Regions from separate parts of the Homo sapiens genome. Here region 1 is linked to region 2. Evidence: read pairs that join two places in POLR2A ChIA-PET (ENCODE). Cell type or tissue: A673. All regions are shown on one strand. Each heading gives the region's core, and the rest is flanking DNA. Links, peaks and the distances in the headings are about the cores only. Region 1 overlaps TAF7L (TATA-box binding protein associated factor 7 like). Region 2 overlaps RPL36A-HNRNPH2 (RPL36A-HNRNPH2 readthrough).

Region 1 (11,731 bases), core at 2,899-7,898, 120 kb after region 2:
AAGAGCCCCTTCCCTTTCAGCTGTGCCTTTTTGTTTCCTTCTGTGTTTTCCTTGACTACCCACTCCTTTCAGGTTGGGAAGTCATTGCTGAAGATGGAACCAAGGAAATAGAAAGTCAAGGCTCCATCCCAGGATTTTTGATATCCTCGGGAATGAGCAGCCACAAGCAGGGTCATACCTCGTCAGGTACTTTAGTAAAGGCAAAGCAGGAGTTTCAGATAGGGCAGGTATTGACTGGGTATCAGATCATTTTCCATAAATTCATAGGCCAATCCAAAAAAAAAAAAACCCAGAAAAAAAGGATGGTTTCGTCCTTCCCTCTTTTTTTTTTTTTTTTTTTGAGATGGAGTCTTGCTCTGTCGCCCAGGCTGGAGTGCAGTGGCGTGATCTCGGCTCACTACAACCTCTGCCTCATGAGTTCAAGTGATTCTCCTGCCTCGGCCTCCCAGGTAGCTGGGATTACAGGTGTTCACCACCATGCCCAGCTAATTTTTTACTAGCGTCGGGGTTTCACCATGTTGGCCAGGCTGGTCTTGAATTCCAGACCTCAAGTGATCTGCCTGCCTCGGCCTCCCAAAGTGCTTGAATTACAGGCATGAGCCACTGTGCCTGGCCTTTTTTTTTTTTTTTTTTTTTTTTTGAGACAGAGTCTCGCTCTGTCGCCCAAACTGGAGTGTAGTGGTGCGATCTCGGCTCACTGCAACCTCTGCCTCCCAGGTTCAAGTAGTTCTTGTGCCTCAGCCTCCCAAGTAGCTGGGATTACAGGCATGTACCACCACACCAAGCTAATTTTTCTTTTTTCTTTTCTTTTTTTTTTTTTTGTAAGTAGAGATGGGGTTTTGCCATGTTGGCCAGGCTGGTCTCCAACTCCTGGCTTCAAGTGTTCTGCCCGCGTTGGCCTCCCAAAGTGCTGGGATTACAGGCATGAGCCACCACACCCAGCCCTTCTTCCCTCTTATTGGTCTCTTGGCAGTTTAGGGGTTTTAGATTAGTGTTCTAATCTCCCATCCACCCCTGGTATTTTAACTTCCTATGACCCTTAGAGTCTCTAAATATCTTGATCATTCACTACATGAATGAATGTTACAGTGTTTTGCATTTGCTGTCCTTGTTTTATAAAGGGAATAATCTTCCTGCATGAAAAAATGATTTATAAAATTCACTGGTTGCCTGGGGAATGTGAAAGGAGTATAATTATATCTGGAGTATGAGTCATTTGCAGAGTTTTAGATAGTTCACCTTCTTCTTGCTTAAAACTAGTAGAATATGATATGCTTCGGGAGATGTTCAGTGATTCTAGAAGTAACAATGATGATGATGAGGATGAGGATGATGAAGATGAGGATGAGGATGAGGATGAGGATGAAGATGAAGACAAAGAAGAGGAGGAGGAAGATTGTTCTGAAGAGTATCTGGAAAGGCAGCTGCAGGCCGAGTTTATTGAATCTGGCCAGTATAGGGCAAATGAAGGTACCAGTTCAATAGGTAAGTCAGAAAAAACAAAGGGATGGGACCAGGGTGGGTGGCAGTGCTAACAGTTGACTCTAAGCATACATTAGACTCAAAGCTAAGCTCAAGAAGTTATCGCTTCGATGTGTAGTAGAGTTTTACTTGATTTGGATCTTGGTCCATTCATTTAGGCTATATTTAATATATAAAGTTCTATGTTTCTCTATTAGTCATGGAAATTCAGAAGCAGATTGAGAAAAAGGAGAAAAAGCTCCATAAGATTCAGAATAAAGCACAAAGACAGAAGGATCTCATCATGAAAGTGGAAAACCTGACACTCAAGGTAAATTCTTGGCTGGCATAAAGAAATCCTGATATCTTACTTTCAGTATCTTGCCTTTGTGTTTCCACTTATGTTATCTCTGTGCAGGGTTCTTGTTCATTCATGAACCTAAACAGCCTCTTAGAAACTCCTAATAAAAGATAACCCTGTTTCCTTTTACCTGAGTAATTTTGATCATCTAATATAAGCATTTTGGGGAAGGGACTAGGTGATATGAGATAAAAATTGCCAATATTGAGCATTTGCTATGTAAAAGGCACATAAAGGGCTAAGAATTGTGTACACATATTATCACATTTTATCCTCACATCCTTGAAACGTAAATACTGTCACCACTCCCATTTTATAGATAAAGAATGGAAACTCAAAGAGGTTAAGTAACTTGCCAGGGATCACAGTAAATGATCCCTGAGTAAGGGATCTTTTAGTAGAGATGAAACCTCATCTCTACTAAAAATACAAAAATTAGCCAGGCCTGGTGGCATGCTCCTGTAATCCCAGCTACCCAGGAGGCTGAGACATGAGAATCACTTGAGCCTGGGAGGCGGAGGTTGCATGAGCCAAGATTGCGCCACTGCACTCCAGCCTGGGTGACAGAGGAAGATTCCGCCTCAAAAACAAAAACAAAAACAATTATTTGCCAAACTCCTTGCCTCCCTTGGTTTTTTTTTTTTTCTTTGAGACTCAGTGTTCATCATTTATACAATTTATTTTTCAGAATCATTTTCAGTCTGTGCTGGAGCAGCTTGAGTTACAGGAAAAACAAAAAAATGAGAAGGTAAGAAGTATGTTTTCAAATTAACCAGAAAACATTTGATACAGAGAATCCCCCACTTCAATTCCAATATCATTGCTGGCTGTTCCTCTCATAGGAATAGTGGTAGCCAAATCTTCTAAATGAAGGTAGCAGGGTGGAACAAGGTCTTTGTGAAAATTCACTCATTCAACAGATATTGAATGCCTATGAAGTGAAAAGCACTGGATGTACGGTGTTGAATAAGACAAATGCAATACAGTAAATCCTCAGTGTCATTGATAGGTTCTTGGAAACTGTAACTTTAAGCAAAATAATGTATATATAATGAAACCAATTTTACTATAGGCTAATTGATATAAAGAAGAATTAAGTTCCTATAGCATATTTCTGGTCACAAAAACATCACCAAACTTCTAAATAAAAACCAAAACGCTTCTAATAATTAAACGTTGAAATAAATGTGAGCTATACATACATTTGAGAAAGACTGATAAAAACAAGTAAGACAATTATGTACCCAGTGATTCCAGTTCAGGGTCTCAGATGGCCAGAGCCTATCCCAGCAGCTCAGGGCACAAGGTAGGAACCAGCCTTGGATAGGATGGCATCCCATTGCAGGGCACACTCACACCCACACTCACACCCACACTCACTCAGACTGGGACAATTCAGACAAACCAATTCACCTAATGTGTACAGGGAAGTGATTTTATTTTTCTCATCAACATTATAATGAGGCCAGGAGTGGTGGCTCATGCATGTAACCCCAGTATTTTGGGAGGCCGACGCGAGAGGATTGCTTTAGCTCAGGAGTTTGAGACCAATCTGAGCAACATGGTGAAACGCTGACTGTACAAAAAATTAGCCGGTTGTGGTGGCATAAGCCTGTAGTCTCAGCTACTCAGGACGCTAAGGTGGGAGGATTGCTTGAGCCCAGGAGGTTGAGGCTGCAGTGAGCCATGATCACACCACTGCACTCCAGCTTGGGCAACAAAGTGAGCCCCTGTCTCAAAAAAAAAAAAAATTATAATGAAATGACATTGAACTAACAATGTTATTTGGAGACCTTTTGCATGTCATTTTGCTTAAAGTTGCAGTTTCTAAGAACCTATTGATGACATTAAGTGAGGACTTACTGTAACAAAACGACATTGGACAAAACGATGTTATTCAAGGACCTGCTGTACTTATCCTCGTGGAGCTGTCTAGCAGGGGAGATTGACAATAAACAAATTATACAAATATAAAGTTACAAATTGTGAAGAAGTGCTATGAAGGAAAAAAGTCAGTGGTGCTATTAGAATAAAGGGTCTTGAATTAATTGGGGGATCATGATAGACCTCTCCTAGGAGGTGCTATTGAAGCTGAGACCGGAAGGATTAAGTCCAGGCAAAGAGTGGGATGAGGAGCCTCTTAGGTGGAGCGTATGCAAGGTCTCATGCTCAGAAAGAACTTGGCTTCTTTGAGGACCTTTGGAGTATTTAAAGCCAGGAAGAGAATGGCTTAAGATAAGGTTGGAGAAGTAGGCAGAGACCATAGTGTATGGTTCCTTGAAGGCCATGATAAGGAGGATGGGTTTGGCCTTAAGTGTAATGTGAAGTCCTTGAAGAATTGTAGATAGGAAAATCACATCTAATTTAAACTTTTTTTTTTTTAAATGGAGTCTTGCTCTGTCGCCCAGGCTGGAGTGCAGTGGCACAATCTAGGCTCACTGCAACATCCGCCTCTCGGGTTCAAGAGATTGTCCTCCCTCAGCCTCCCAAGTAACTGGGACTACAGGCACGTGCCACCATGCCCGGCTAATTTTTTGTATTTTTAGTAGAGACAGGGTTTCACCGTGTTAGCGAGGATGGTCTTGATCTCCTGACCTCGTGATCCACCTGCCTTGGCCTCCCAAAGTGCTGGGATTACAGGCGTGAGCCACCACGTCTGGCCTAATTTAAACTTTTAAAAGGTTACTCTGATTATTATCTGGAGAATGGGTTGGAAGAAGGTGAGAGTAGAAGCAAAGAGGCTGGTTGGGGGGCTTTGTGGTACTCTAATAACAGAGGATGGTAACTTGGACTAAGTTAGTAGCAATGGAGATTGAAAGAATATAGATTTTTAAACTGCAATAAAAATGTTTTTATAACAGATGTAATTCATAAACCATACAATATCACCCATTTAGGCTGGGTGCGGTGGTGCGTGCCTGTAATCCTAGCGCTTTGGGAGGCCAAAGTGGGCAGATGGCTTCAGCCCAGGAGTTCGAGACCAGCCTGGGCAACATGGTGAAACCCCGTCTCTCCAAAAATTAGCCAGGCATGGTGGTGTATGCCTGTAGTCCCAGCTGCTCGGGAGGCTGAGGTGGGAGGATTGCTTGAGCCTGGGAGGCAGAGGTTGCAGTGAGCAGAGATCCCACCACTGCACTCCAGCCTGGGTGACAGAGTGAGACTGCCTCAAACCCCGTCCTCCCCACCCCCGACAAGTCACCCATTTAAACTATACAATTCAGTGGCTTTTAGCATATTCAGAGTTGTACAACCACCACTGCAGTCAATTTTAGAATAGTTTCATCACTCCAAAAAGAAACCCTGTATCCATTAGTAGTCACTCCCCACTTCTCCAGAACCTCTCCCCTGCCCAGCACTAGGCAACCACTCATCTAGTTTCTACTAATCTACTGCCTATTCTAGTTATTTCATACAAGTGAAATCATATAATACATGGTGTTTTGAGTCGGGCTCCTCTCATTTAGCATATTTTCAGGGTTCATCCATGTTATGGCATGTATCAGTACTTTTTTCCATTTAAAACTGACTAATACTCCATTGGATCAATATACCACATTTTGTTTATTCATTCATCTGCTGATGGACATTTGGGTTGCTTTCACTTTTGGCTATTATGAATAATGCTGCAATGAATATTGATATATTAGAGAATATACTTTAAAGGTAGAATTGACAGGAGTTGGGTCAATTACTGGGTGTTGAAGGAGAAGGAATCATTAAGGATGTATGTATTTCTAACTTGAACGACAACTGTATTTTTCAAAGCCACAAGAGAGTGTACAGGGCGAAGAGAGAAGAAGGCAATATAGGCTAAATGAGGGTCAAGCAGCTGTATAGAAAATGTGTGCTGACTCTAACCTTATACTGTTGAGGGTTACAATTTTAAAGAGACTGGAGTTGGTATTATGAGGATGGGCTTAGCATGGTGCTCTTGAAGTACAGGCACTACTCCCCACCCCCATCCCCACAAGGCTAGCGGAATTTTTATGTTCTATATATTCCCTTCCTCTCAGCAAATCACTTATCCAAGTACTGCTTAATACTGCTTTAAAACAATCAGATGAACAGTTAATGCCAGGATTGTTTTAGTACCCACCAAACATCTTTGTTTTCATCAATGTAAGTACAGTTGTATGCTGCATAACAACATTTTGGCCAATGACAGACTGCATATATGATGGTAGTCCCATAAGATTATAATGGAGCTAAGAAATTCCTGTCACCTGGTGACACTGTGGCCATCATAACATAGCAGCAGAATTACTTAATTTTTAAATTATTTTACTATAGCCTAAGTATATAGTGTTTATATAGTCTTCAGTAGTGCATAGTAATGTCCTAGGCCTTCACATTCACTCACCACTCACTCACTGACTCACCCACAGCAACTTCTAGTCCTGCAAGCTCTATTCATAGTAAGTGCCCTATATAAGTGTACCATTTTTAATTTTTTATATTGTATTTTTAGTTTACCTTTTCTATGTTTAGATACACAAATACTTAACATTGTGCTACAATTGCCTACAGTATTCAGTACAGTAATATGCTGTACAGGTTTGTAACCTAGGAACGATAGACTATACTATGTAGCCTAGGTGTGTAGTAAGCTATACTATCTAGGTTGGTGTAAGTATGTTCTATCATGTTCGCGTCATGACAAAATTGCCTAAGGATGCATTTCTTAGAACATATCCCCATTGTTAAGTAACACATGACTATATTTAGTATTGAGGAGCAGCATAGAAATGTAGCTGTAAACTTTATTTACTCAGAGTCCCTTATGTTAGTTCATTTATCCAAATTAGATTTAGTAGGTGTCTACTTTAAGCTAGGCTCTACAGGGAGCTATGATATGCTTATGATGTAGTCTCTGTCTTCATTTGGGGAGAAATTGGCAAGAGGGGTAGGGACTTAAAGGAATGACAGATTGTCCATGGATATTAAAGAAGACTTCATGGAGAAGATGGTGTTTGACTGGGGCCTTAAAATATAGGTAGGGTTTTAATAAGGAGATAGGGAAAGGAGTGCATTCCATGAGAAAGCAGCATGCACACTGGCTCAGAGGTGGTGATGCCAGGGTGAACAGTTTAGATTTTTGGTGTAGGTCATAATGAACCTTCAAAGCCTTTTTACCTGGGGAATAACTCAGGAAGATTTTTCTGCCAGAAGTATATAGGAGAAATTGGAGTGGGGACAGCCTGGAGCTTCAAAGGTGCAAGTGGTAGAAGCAAACAGAGCTTAACAATTGATTGGATTTACAGGGCAAAAAGGGGAACAAAGATGAGTCCAAAGCCTGGGAAACTGGGAAATGATGTGCCATTAACTGAAAATAGGATAACAAAAAGTGGATTTGGAGGGGTATGTGGAGAAGTGCTTTTGAAAATGGGAAATTGGAGAGAGGCCCATACACAGAAATGATCATTGAAGCTGTGGGGCTAGTTGAGTTAGCCTGGTTGATTGTTCAGCAAGAAGTCTGAACCTAAGGAAAAACCTATCTATAGGGGGTGGTGGGAAGAGAAAGAGCCTGCAAAGGAGAAAGAACTGGATCAGTCAGTGGTTGTAATCATGGTCAATCAGGGGTCACTCAGCAACTGAGTGAGAAGAGCCTCTAAGTTACTGCGGACAGCAATTATTGTGGCTTGGTAGGTGATGTGCAGCATAGGATTGTTTTATAATGTTCCTTTCATTTCACAGACTAAAAATTCATTCTGGTATGGAGTGTCCTGAAATGAATAATATTCAAAAACAACCTTTGTTGTAAAGATGGCATACATCTCTGAATGTTATTGGTCACTTTACCATTTCAAGTTAAAAAAAAGTAAATCCTATACCACAAAATGTTCAGGGCTTCTAACTTAGAAAGCATTAAGTAGAACATCATCAGGCTCCTGATTGGTCAGGGCTCTGGCTCAGTTTCTAAGTATCTCCTAATGTGGTAAGAAGCAGCTGGTAAGACTCAGTCTAAGACCCATTGTGTTCATTGGGACAAGAGAGTGTCCCAACTGTTTTATCATCTGACTCTTAGAATATGGCTACAGAGATCCCATCTCCTTTGCCCCTACAGTGAGCTGTGACCTCTGTATATTCTTCACAGAAGCACAAATTCTTAACAGCAAAAATATTGTTTTTTTTTAAAGCCTATTCAATTTTAAAGCTTGATATGGTTTGTCTGTGTCCCCACCCAAATCTCATCTTTAATTCCCACGTGTTGTGGGAGGCACCTGGTGGGAGGTAATTGAATCATGGGGGCAGGTCTTTCCCATGCTGTTCTCGTGATAGTGAATAAGTCTCACGAGATCTGATGGTTTTAAAAAGGGGAGTTTCCCTGCATAAGTTCTCCTCTCTTTGCCTGCTGCCATCCATGTAAGATATGACTTGCTCCTCCTTGCCTTCCACCATGATTGTGAGGCCTCCAGCTATGTGGAACTGTAAGTCCATTAAACCTCTTTTTCTTCCCAAACTCAGGTATATCTTTATCAGCAGTGTGAAAACTGACTAATACAAAGCTTCTCTTCATAAATTGGGCATAATAAAGGACATCATCATGGCCACAGCAGTATGCATGCATTCTTGACTGTGGCCAGTATTCTCTGGAACATTGCAAGACTAAGATAACCTTATAAATGCCAAATAACAGTAGTTCTTTTTGGTTCATTTAAGTAAATTCTAGATCAAGTAATGGGACCTCAAATTTCAAATGAATTTTTCATGTCTTTCTACCTCTCCCTACAGCTCATTTCCCTACAGGAACAGTTGCAGCGTTTTCTGAAGAAGTGAGGAGAGCCATTGGCGTGGCCCACAAACCTTGGATTCACCATCCAGACTGCAGATTGGATGAAACTGTGCACGTTTTTGTCCCTTCAGTTGCCTTATGTTGAATCAGTTATATTTATCTGTACCTTCTTTGCTACTTAAAATATGCTCACAGTTTGTAGTCATGTAGAAAAGGCCAGTATAAAAATGTAGTAGACTTAAAGACCCCACTCGACCATGAGACTTTCTCTTTGTCAATTTGGGAATTATTATTATTAATTTAGAAATGGGGTCTTGTTATGTTGCCCAGGCTGAATTCAGACTCCTGGGCTTAAGGGATCCTTCCGCCTCAGCCTCCTGAGTAGCTGGGACTACAGTTGTGCACCACCACACCAAACAAGAATTGATTATATTGCTTCTGTGCTATGGTACCAGCAGATTATTCAGCCATGCTTCTAAAGGCAGTCTAGCCTAGAGGCCGTACAGCTGTTTGGTTTGCATATGTTTTAGCTTTTCTTTTGGTTTTTAGTATTTCCTAAAACATAGGGGAAAAAACGAGGTCATTTCTACTAAGCACTAGGACCTGCCATAGTGAGTTTAAGTGCCTACCTTGCAGCAGTTAATACTAGATTGTGTTCTGTCTCTGTTCAGGTAACAGGACTGCATTCCTGCTCAAGGATGATTCCTTGCTGCTGCTTATGTTCTGTTGTTTTTAGGATGGAGCTGGTTGTTATTCACCAACTAAGGGAACAGTTAGAGCAGAGATGAAGAAATTATGAACTGTTATCCTTATTCTGAGCCTTCTCCTCCTAACCCTCATCAGTTAAGGTTAGGAAGAACAAGATGCCATAATGCCTATGAAGACTTCTTTAACAATCTTGTTTGGGTTTTTTTCTAGGTATATTATTAGTGTTTTATGGTCTATGTTCTTTAAGCAATAAATAAATTGTTCATTTTAAATGGATTGTTGTCAATTTATTAAACCATCCCCCATGATGAGTGTACTCATATCCAAACAGAAACAAGAAGAAAAGCAATAAGCTCTATATCTTAGTTCATTTGGGCTGCTGTAACAAAAATACCATAGACTGGGTAAATATAAACAACAGAAATTTATTGCTTATAGCTCTGGAGGCTTGGAAGTCTAAGATCAAGGTGCCAGCAGCTTTGGCATCTGGTGAGGGGTTTGTCTGCTTCCTAGCGTCTTCGGGGTGCATCCTCACATGACCGCAGGGCAAACAAACTCCCTCGGGCCTCTTTTAAAAGGGCGCTAATTCCATTCATAAGGGTGGAGCCCTCATTACCTAATCACCTCCCAAAAGCCCTACCTCTTAATACTAACACATTACTGATTATATCTTAACATATGAATTTTGGGGGACACATTCGGACCATAGCACTCTGATTAGAAAATGGCAGAAGATGCTATCAGCCTTGGGGCATCCTTCCAGAGTTCTTAGGGTAACTCCTAATAAACTAAGCAAATAAAATCCCAATGCTGTATTGTTAAGGTGAGAAGATTTGCTCCAAATCCCAATGCTATATGGTTAATATGAGATGGAGCGGGTGGTGGGGGGTGGTTAGAGAAGTGATACAAATGGCGGCTCCAATATTTGGGTTGAATTACCATGCTGTAGTGGAACTCACACAAGGATGGAACTTGCCTTGGGCAAGCCCCTATGGTTCTTTTTTTGTTTTGAGATGGAGTCTTGCTCTGTCGCCCAGGCTGGAGTGCAGTGGTGCGATTTTGGCTCACTGTAACCTCCGCCTCCCGGGTTCAGGTGATTCTCCTGCCTCAGCCTCCCAAGTAGCAAGGATTACAGGCAGCTGCCACCATGCCTGGCTAATTTTTGTATTTTTAGGAGAGACGGGGTTTCACTATGTTGGCCAGGCTGGTCTCGAACTCCTGACCTCAGGTGATCCACCTGCCTTGGCCTCCCAAAGTGCCGGGATTACAGGCGTGAGCCATCATGCCTGCCCACCCCTACGCTTCTTAGAGCCTCTATTTTCTCATTGTAAATCATGGGTGATAATGCTTACCACCAAGAGGCATCTGGGGGTTTTCTGGAAGTAGCCCAGCTAGCCCCGGGTCTGATCCCAATTGACAAAGTCAGTGCTGCTTTAAGAAATATAATCCTCAGTTCTCCGTGCCACTTTTAGTGCTCCTACTCCAAGTCAAAGTTAAGCCATGGGCAAAGGAGAGGTCATGTATGAGCAGGGCCTGTGAAGTTGGGATGGAGACGGCAGGAATGCTGAGGGAAATGCAAGGGAAAAAGTAGGACTAAGGGAGATAGGCATGTTAAAGGCAAACAAAATGGAGCCCAGATTAGGAGAGAAGTTCGAGGATTGCTTGAAAACCAAGATGATATTTTAAAAAGATTGTTTTTTTCAGAAACCCGTAACTTAAAAGATGAGAATAAGGAGAAAGAATGAGGGAAAGAAGTTGAGTGTCAGAGGTAGAAGGTGGGGAAAGAAGCAGAGTTTGAAAAGAAGATAGGCCTTTCCAGATAAAGGCAGGCAGGGGACTGATAGAAAGTACCCTGGGGTCATGCTGGAGAGACAGGCCAGTGAGTGTGGCACATGTGCCACAGCGGGCATCCAGGAGTGGAAGAGGTAGAAGAGCCCTCATACAGCCTCTGTCTGATACTGCAGCCTGAGAACAGTCAGAGCTCTGCTGAGAGGCGGGGTGGTAGGGAAGACAACACAACAGGAAGGGGCAAGGGCAAGCTAGTGTGTTTGCGATGCCCCTCCATCTCCTCTGCTACCACTTCTCAATGTAACCCAGGGGGGCTACTTCACCACTGCCCTCCAGTCACCCAAAGCTATTGCCGTTCTGACTTTCCACCCCACCCCAACATACACATGCACACATTCACTCTGACACCTCAGAAAGTTTTCCTTTGCTATAGCTCAGTGATTTTGACTTCTGTATGCTACAGACTTGTGCTGTCCAATATGGTATCCACTAGGCACATGTGGTTTTTGAGCACCACATGACTAGCCTGAGTTGAGATGTGCAGTAAGTGTAAAATAAACACTGGATTTCTATAAAGGAACTGCTCTGTGCCCGCATCCTGATGACCTTACACTATCCACATAGGCCACACAGGCCAGGCTCAACTGCAGGCTGACTCAGGTCCTGGCATAACATCCTGT
Region 2 (6,062 bases), core at 1-5,000:
GTTTTGCTTCAGCTAGAAAATACAATGCAGATGTCATTAAAAGACTTACTTTAAAATGTTTATTTTATTGCCAACTACTACTTCCTGTCCACCTTTTTCTCCATTCACTTTAAAAGCTCAAGGCTAGGTGGCTCATGCCTGTAATCCCAGCACTTTGGGAGGCTGAGGCGGGCAGATCACCTGAGGTCGGGACTTTGAGACCCGCCTGGACAACATGGTGAAACCCCATTTCTAATAAAAATATAAAAATTAGCCAGGTGTGGTGGCGCACGCCTGTGGTCCCAGCTACTCTGGGGGCTGAGGCATGAGAATCGCTTGAACCCGGGAGGTGGAGGTTGCATTGAGCTGAGATCATGCCACCTCACTCCAGCCTGGGCAACAAAGATTCCATCTCAAAAAAAAAAAAAAAAGCCAGGCACAGTGGCTCATGCCTGGAATCCCAGCACTTTTGGAAGCTGAGGCAGGCAGATCACTTGAGGTTAGGATTTCAAGACCAGCCTGGCTAACATAGTAAAGCCCTGTCTCTACTAAAAATACAAAAATTAGCCAGGTATGGTGGCGAGCTTCTGTAGCCCCAGCTACTCAGGAGACTGAGGCAGGAGAATCACTTGAACCCGGGAAGTGGGGGGGTGCAGTGACCCAAGATCACGCCACTGCATTCCAGCCTGGGCAACAGAGCAAGACTCCATCTCAAAAAAAAAAGTTCTATTTCCTTGAATAAAATTTTCCGAAGTTTAAACTTTAGGAATAAAACTATTAAACCCATATTTACTCATCCAGATACCCACCCCCCTTGTTGAGATTCTCTCCCAATTATCAAAATGTGTAGCATATTTAACTACCAAGAGCTAAACATCATTAAGACTGAAATGTATTAAGAAGGATGTATAGGCCAGGCACGGTGTCTCACGCCTGTAATCCCAACACTTTGGGAGGCCAAGTCGGGCGGATCACGAGGTCAGGAGATGGAGACCATCCTGGCCAACATGGTGAAACCCCCTCTCTACTAAAAATACAAAAATTAGCCAGGCAGGTGGCAGGCACCTGTAATCCCAGCTACTCCAGAGGCTGAGGCAGGACAATCACTTGAACCTGGGAGGCAGAGGCTGCAGTGAGCTGAGGTTGTACCAATTGCACTCCAGCCTAGGTAACGAGCAACACTCCATCTCAAAAAAAGAAAAAAAAAAAGATGTATAATTTGGAACTGTTAAGAGGCATTTTAAAGAATGGATATTTTGTCTCTTAAGATTCTTCCACCGGGGAGTTTGGCCAGACCTGGTGGCTCACACCTGTAATCCCAACATCTTGGGATGCTGAGATAGGAGTTTCACTGAAGGCCAGGAGTTCCAGACTAGCTGAGTAACAAAGAGAGACACCCAACACAAAAACTAAAATTAGCCAGGTATGGTAACAGGCACCTATAGTCCCAGCTACTCAGGAGGCTGAGGCAGGTGGACCACTTGAGCCTGCAAGCTCAAAGCTGTAGCAAGCTATGATCCACACCACTGGCACTTACGAGAGGGAGACCCTGTCTCAAAAAAAAAAAAAAAACTCCACTGGGGGGTTTCATACACTAGAAAACCTATTCTTTGTAGTTATTTTGGTATAAATATATCTACTTTAAAATGTGAGGGGGAATGTCAAAATGTTCAAGAGTGTAAGACCAAGTCCACAGACAATGTTATATATGTTACAGTGTACTGTGTCTGAAGAACAATGCCAAAATTCTTTATTAAATTAACTGTTATAACAAAGATCTGACACTTAACTCTTAGCAAAGACATCTCATATTCACTATGAATGTGTTACTGACTTCTCCCTATTAGCCTGAAATGTGTCTACTCACATGATAACCAATAACCATTGCATAATGACAAACTGCCTCATAAGGCCCCTAGTGATTGAAGTGCCAAATTAGAAAATTGCAACATATGATGTGAACTCAACCAGTCAGCTTCAATGCAAAACAAGTAGTACCAGTAAGAGGCATAAATTTCCCCACAAGCGGAATTGTATTGATGGCTCTAGCTTATTCCCTCCCAAAAGATGAACAGCAAACAAATGAAGTGAACATAAACTCAAGATTTTATTGTCTTCATAATAAAAGATGACACTTAGAACTGGATCACTTGGCCCTGTAACAGAACAGAAAAAAGTTGTTTTGTATTTTGCCATGAACTACTGCCCCATTAAGAACATTATCTGTTCCTAAAATACTCACCATGCTGTTAAGCTGCCTCATTCTTCCTTTCCTCCTTGTAGCAAAAGACCTCACATATCTTTAGCTATAGATCTAATATTTTTAGAGGATTACCCCTGAGCTCTATGCCACAATGAATAGATGTTCACCTTTTCAAATAATAAAGCTATGAAAAAGATTGCACCTTCCACCCATAATTATATACCTTTCTCTTCTTATCTCCTCCCAGTTCAAAATGCTTGCATCTTTTAATAGCCAGCATTCTCTTAGATCTGCAGTTGGGCTCAACGCACTCAAGCCTTAGCACAATCTTCTTTGTAGTTTTAGCCTGAAAAAAAATTAAATTAAAGCCTTAATAAATAACTACAGAAGATCACTTTCTTCAAAAATGACTACTTTAAGTACTATTTAAAGCAAAGCATTGCAAATGAATAGTGGGGCAACTATTCTTTTGCAATGCTTTGCTTTAAATAGTACTCAGTATACTCTTAAGCCATAGGGAGAAAATAATCTAAAAATCAGTGAATTTAAGAGAAAATGTGTAGAACTTGTGGACTAAAAAAAATAAAGAGAAGGCTGGGCACAGTGGCTCATGCCTGTAATCCTAGCACTTTGGGAGGCCGAGGCAGGCAGATCATGAGGTCAGGAGTTCAAGACCAGCCTGACCAACATGGTGAAACCCCATCTCTACTAAAAATACAAAAAAATCAGCCGGGCATGGTGGCACGTGTCTATAATCCCAGCTGCTTAGGAGGCTGAGGCAGAAGAATCACTTGAACCCGGGAGGTGGGCGGAAGTTGCAGTGAGCAGAGATCGCACCACTGCACTCCAGCCAGGGAAACAGAGACTCCATCTCAAAAAAAAAAAAAAAATATATATATATATATTATATATATAAATATATATAAAAAACATAAAAATATATATAATATATAATATATAAATATATATATATAAAGAGAAAATGTGGTAATAGCAAAGATGGCATGTCACCCAGTTGTCATCAAGTTTGAATCCAAACCCCATTCAGATCAAACATCCTAGAGCTTCCTATCAAATGGGCAACTCATCTTGCCACCCTGAACTTGTGGCCATTCAGCAGCTCTGCATAGTTCTTTAATCCCAACAGTTTGTGAGGCTGAGGCAGGATCACTTGAGCCCAGGATTTTGAGACCAGCCTGGGCAACATAGTGAGAACCCCATCTCTATAAAAGATCAATAAATTCTAAGACTACCTACAATTATGTCTAGAATTTATGTCCATTCAACTGAATTATTTAACTCAAACTACACTCCCCACTAATCCTCAACTTTTTTTATTGTTCTTTTTTTTTTTTTTTGAGATGGAGTTTTGCTCTTGTTGCCCAGGCTGGAGTGCAATGACGTGATCTCAGCTCCTTCTCCTGGGTTCAAACAATTCTCCTGCTTCAGCCTCCTGAGTAGCTGGGATAACAGGCGCCCACCACCACGCCCAGCTAATTTTTTCTTATTTTTACTAGAGATGGGGGTTTCATCATGTTGGACAGGCTGGTCTTGATCCCCTGACCTCAGGTGATACACCCGCCTTGGCCTCCCAAAGTGCTGGGATTACAGGCGCGAGCCACCACGCACGGCCTTGATTGCTCCTTTTACCTAAACAACAGAACTATTGTTTACAAGTTTTCTATTTACCAAAAAATTGCAAACATGCTACAGAGTTCTTATAAACCTTACCAGTTTCTCATCTTACATTAGTATGACTCATTAACAAACCAACACTGATGCCTTATTAACTCAAGTCCATACTTTTTTTTTATTTCCTTATGTTTTTCTAATGTCCTTTTTCTGTTCTAGGACCCCACGCAGGACACCACCTAACATTTAGTCATCATGTCTCTAGACTCCTTTGGCTGTGGCAATTTCTCAGACTTTTTTGATGACCTTGACAATTTCCGCACTACTGGTCAAGTATTTTGTAAAATGCCCCTCTTGGGATTTGTTATTTTTCTCATTAGATAGGGTTATGGATTTTTAGGTTTAAGTGTCATTTTCATCACACCTTATCAAGGGTATATATCAACATGACTCGTGACTGTTGATGTTAACCTTGATTACCTGGCTGAGGTAGTGCTTGTTAGGTTTCTCCACTGTAAAGTTTTATTGCATTTTTTCTTTGAGGTACAAACAATCCAATTACACTCTAAGTTATTTTAAAATATGTAACTAAGTTATTGACTTTAGTCACGCTGTCGTGCTATCAAATAGTTGGTCTAATTCATTCTTTTTTCTTTTTGTACCCATTAACCATCCCCACCTCCCGCCACCAGAAGTTCTCAGCTTCTGGTAACCATCCTTCTACTCTCTATATGACAAGTCCACTTGTTTTGATTTTTAGATCCCACAAACAAGAACATGTGATGCTTGTCTTTGTGTGCCTATTTCACTTAACATAACGATCTCCAGTTCCACCCATGTTGTTGTAAATGACTGGATCTCATTCTTTTTATGGCTGAATAGTACCACTGTGTATAGGTGCATTTTCTTTTTCCCTTTTTTTTTTTTTTTTTTTTGAGATGGAGTCTTGCTCTGTCGCCCAGGCTGGAGTACAGTGGCGTGATCTCGGCTCACTGCAGCCTCTGCCTCCCAGGTTCCAGCGATTCTCCTGCCTCAGCCTCCCGGGTGGCTGAGATTACAGGCCCACACCACAAGCCCGGCTAATTTTTGTATTTTTACTAGAGACGGGGTTTCACTATCTTGGCCAGGCTGGTCTCGAACTCCTGACCTCAGGTGATCCACCCGCCTCGGCTTTCCAAAGTGCTAGGCACAAGCCACCGTGCCTGGCCGCGTATAGGTACATTTTCTTTATCCATTCATCCCGATGGACACTAAGGTTGCTTCTAAATCTTAGCTATTATAAACAGTGCTACAACAAACATAGGAGTGCAGATATCTCTTTGATATACCGATTTTCTTCTGGGTATATACCCAGCAGTGGGATTGTTGGATCATATGGTAGCTCAACTTTTAAATACTCAATTTCCTAATAAGCTTGCCCCTTTAGCCAGAGTTCTGCTGCTGCTAGTTTGCAGTTCTTAATAGGCCAAAACCTAGTTAGAACCTCTGTCTTCTAAACAAGTTATCCGAATGTGAAAAGGTATAAAAAAAGCATTCTTTTTGCCACCCTGAGATCAAACCACTTACTGCATCCAAATGAGCACTAAAGTCATTCCTTAATACTTTCTGGAGCTAAACTGCACAAGAAGCAAAGTGCCAAAAGAAATGCTGTGTTGGAGAGAATGCTCCGTTCCAATCATCGTGCTAATTACTTTAAGAGTTAGCCAAATCACCTAAGGTTTGAGAGTAAACAGAAACTCGCTCAGCCTGAGAATACAGAATTCAGGAGGCTAGCAGAAAGGCCTAAATGGCTATTCTATAAGAGTTTTAAGACTTCACGAGAACAGGTAGTTGACTGCAGATTTCTGTGATGAGAAACAACAGAACAATTCTTAGTGCAACCAACAAGCGAGGATTCAGACATATTGACAGATAAGGAACAAGGCAAATGAAAGGATTTACCAGTGTACTCACACTTCAGTTCTTAGGAAAGCAGGGCACATTCCTCAATTTTTTGCCTCTTCAGAAGGGAAAGGATAAAAAATCGTAAACACTGAAATAGTGCAGTATTGTGGACTAGTCAGACATGAGTTGCATTCCCAGCTCCATCACCTACTAGATATATCAGTGCAGTGAAAACTTCGCTAAACTAACGCTATACCTATATCATGAAGTGTGTGGACTAGAGACAAGTGCATATCCTTACGGCAATTAACTGGGAAACGTCAAATAGTAACTACCACTCACCTTTTTCCGGAAAATCGGCTTA

Evidence for each region. ChIA-PET counts read pairs that join two places held together with the same protein. Peaks named below come from ENCODE experiments on the same cell type or tissue, not always from the same donor. Only the 100,000 strongest peaks of a DNase experiment are listed, where the experiment ranks them.
Region 1: POLR2A ChIA-PET joins it to region 2 with 5 read pairs; 2 of 35 experiments call an interaction of 5 or more read pairs at or near these places.

Annotation. Positions count from the first base shown.
Region 1 is chrX:101,266,061-101,277,791 of GRCh38, reverse strand. It overlaps TAF7L (TATA-box binding protein associated factor 7 like), which reads left to right. Exons shown (of 13, transcript NM_001168474.2): 9 at 73-186; 10 at 1,264-1,485; 11 at 1,680-1,792; 12 at 2,511-2,570; 13 at 8,555-9,535. The coding sequence ends at 8,599. Among named protein-coding and RNA genes, the nearest start is that of TAF7L, 19 kb to the left of the region's middle. In A673, for the core only: no CTCF peak of the experiment used is centred there; no DNase peak of the experiment used is centred there.
Region 2 is chrX:101,391,801-101,397,862 of GRCh38, reverse strand. RPL36A-HNRNPH2 (RPL36A-HNRNPH2 readthrough) reads right to left here. Exons shown (of 4, transcript NM_001199974.2): 3 at 6,041-6,062. RPL36A (ribosomal protein L36a) reads right to left here. Exons shown (of 5, transcript NM_021029.6): 3 at 6,041-6,062; 4 at 2,406-2,528; 5 at 1,708-2,135. The coding sequence ends at 2,115. GLA (galactosidase alpha) reads left to right here. Exons shown (of 7, transcript NM_000169.3): 7 at 1-60. The coding sequence ends at 54. Among named protein-coding and RNA genes, the nearest start is that of RPL36A-HNRNPH2, 3.8 kb to the right of the region's middle. In A673, for the core only: no CTCF peak of the experiment used is centred there; no DNase peak of the experiment used is centred there; H3K4me3 peaks cover 642 bases; H3K27ac peaks cover 486 bases.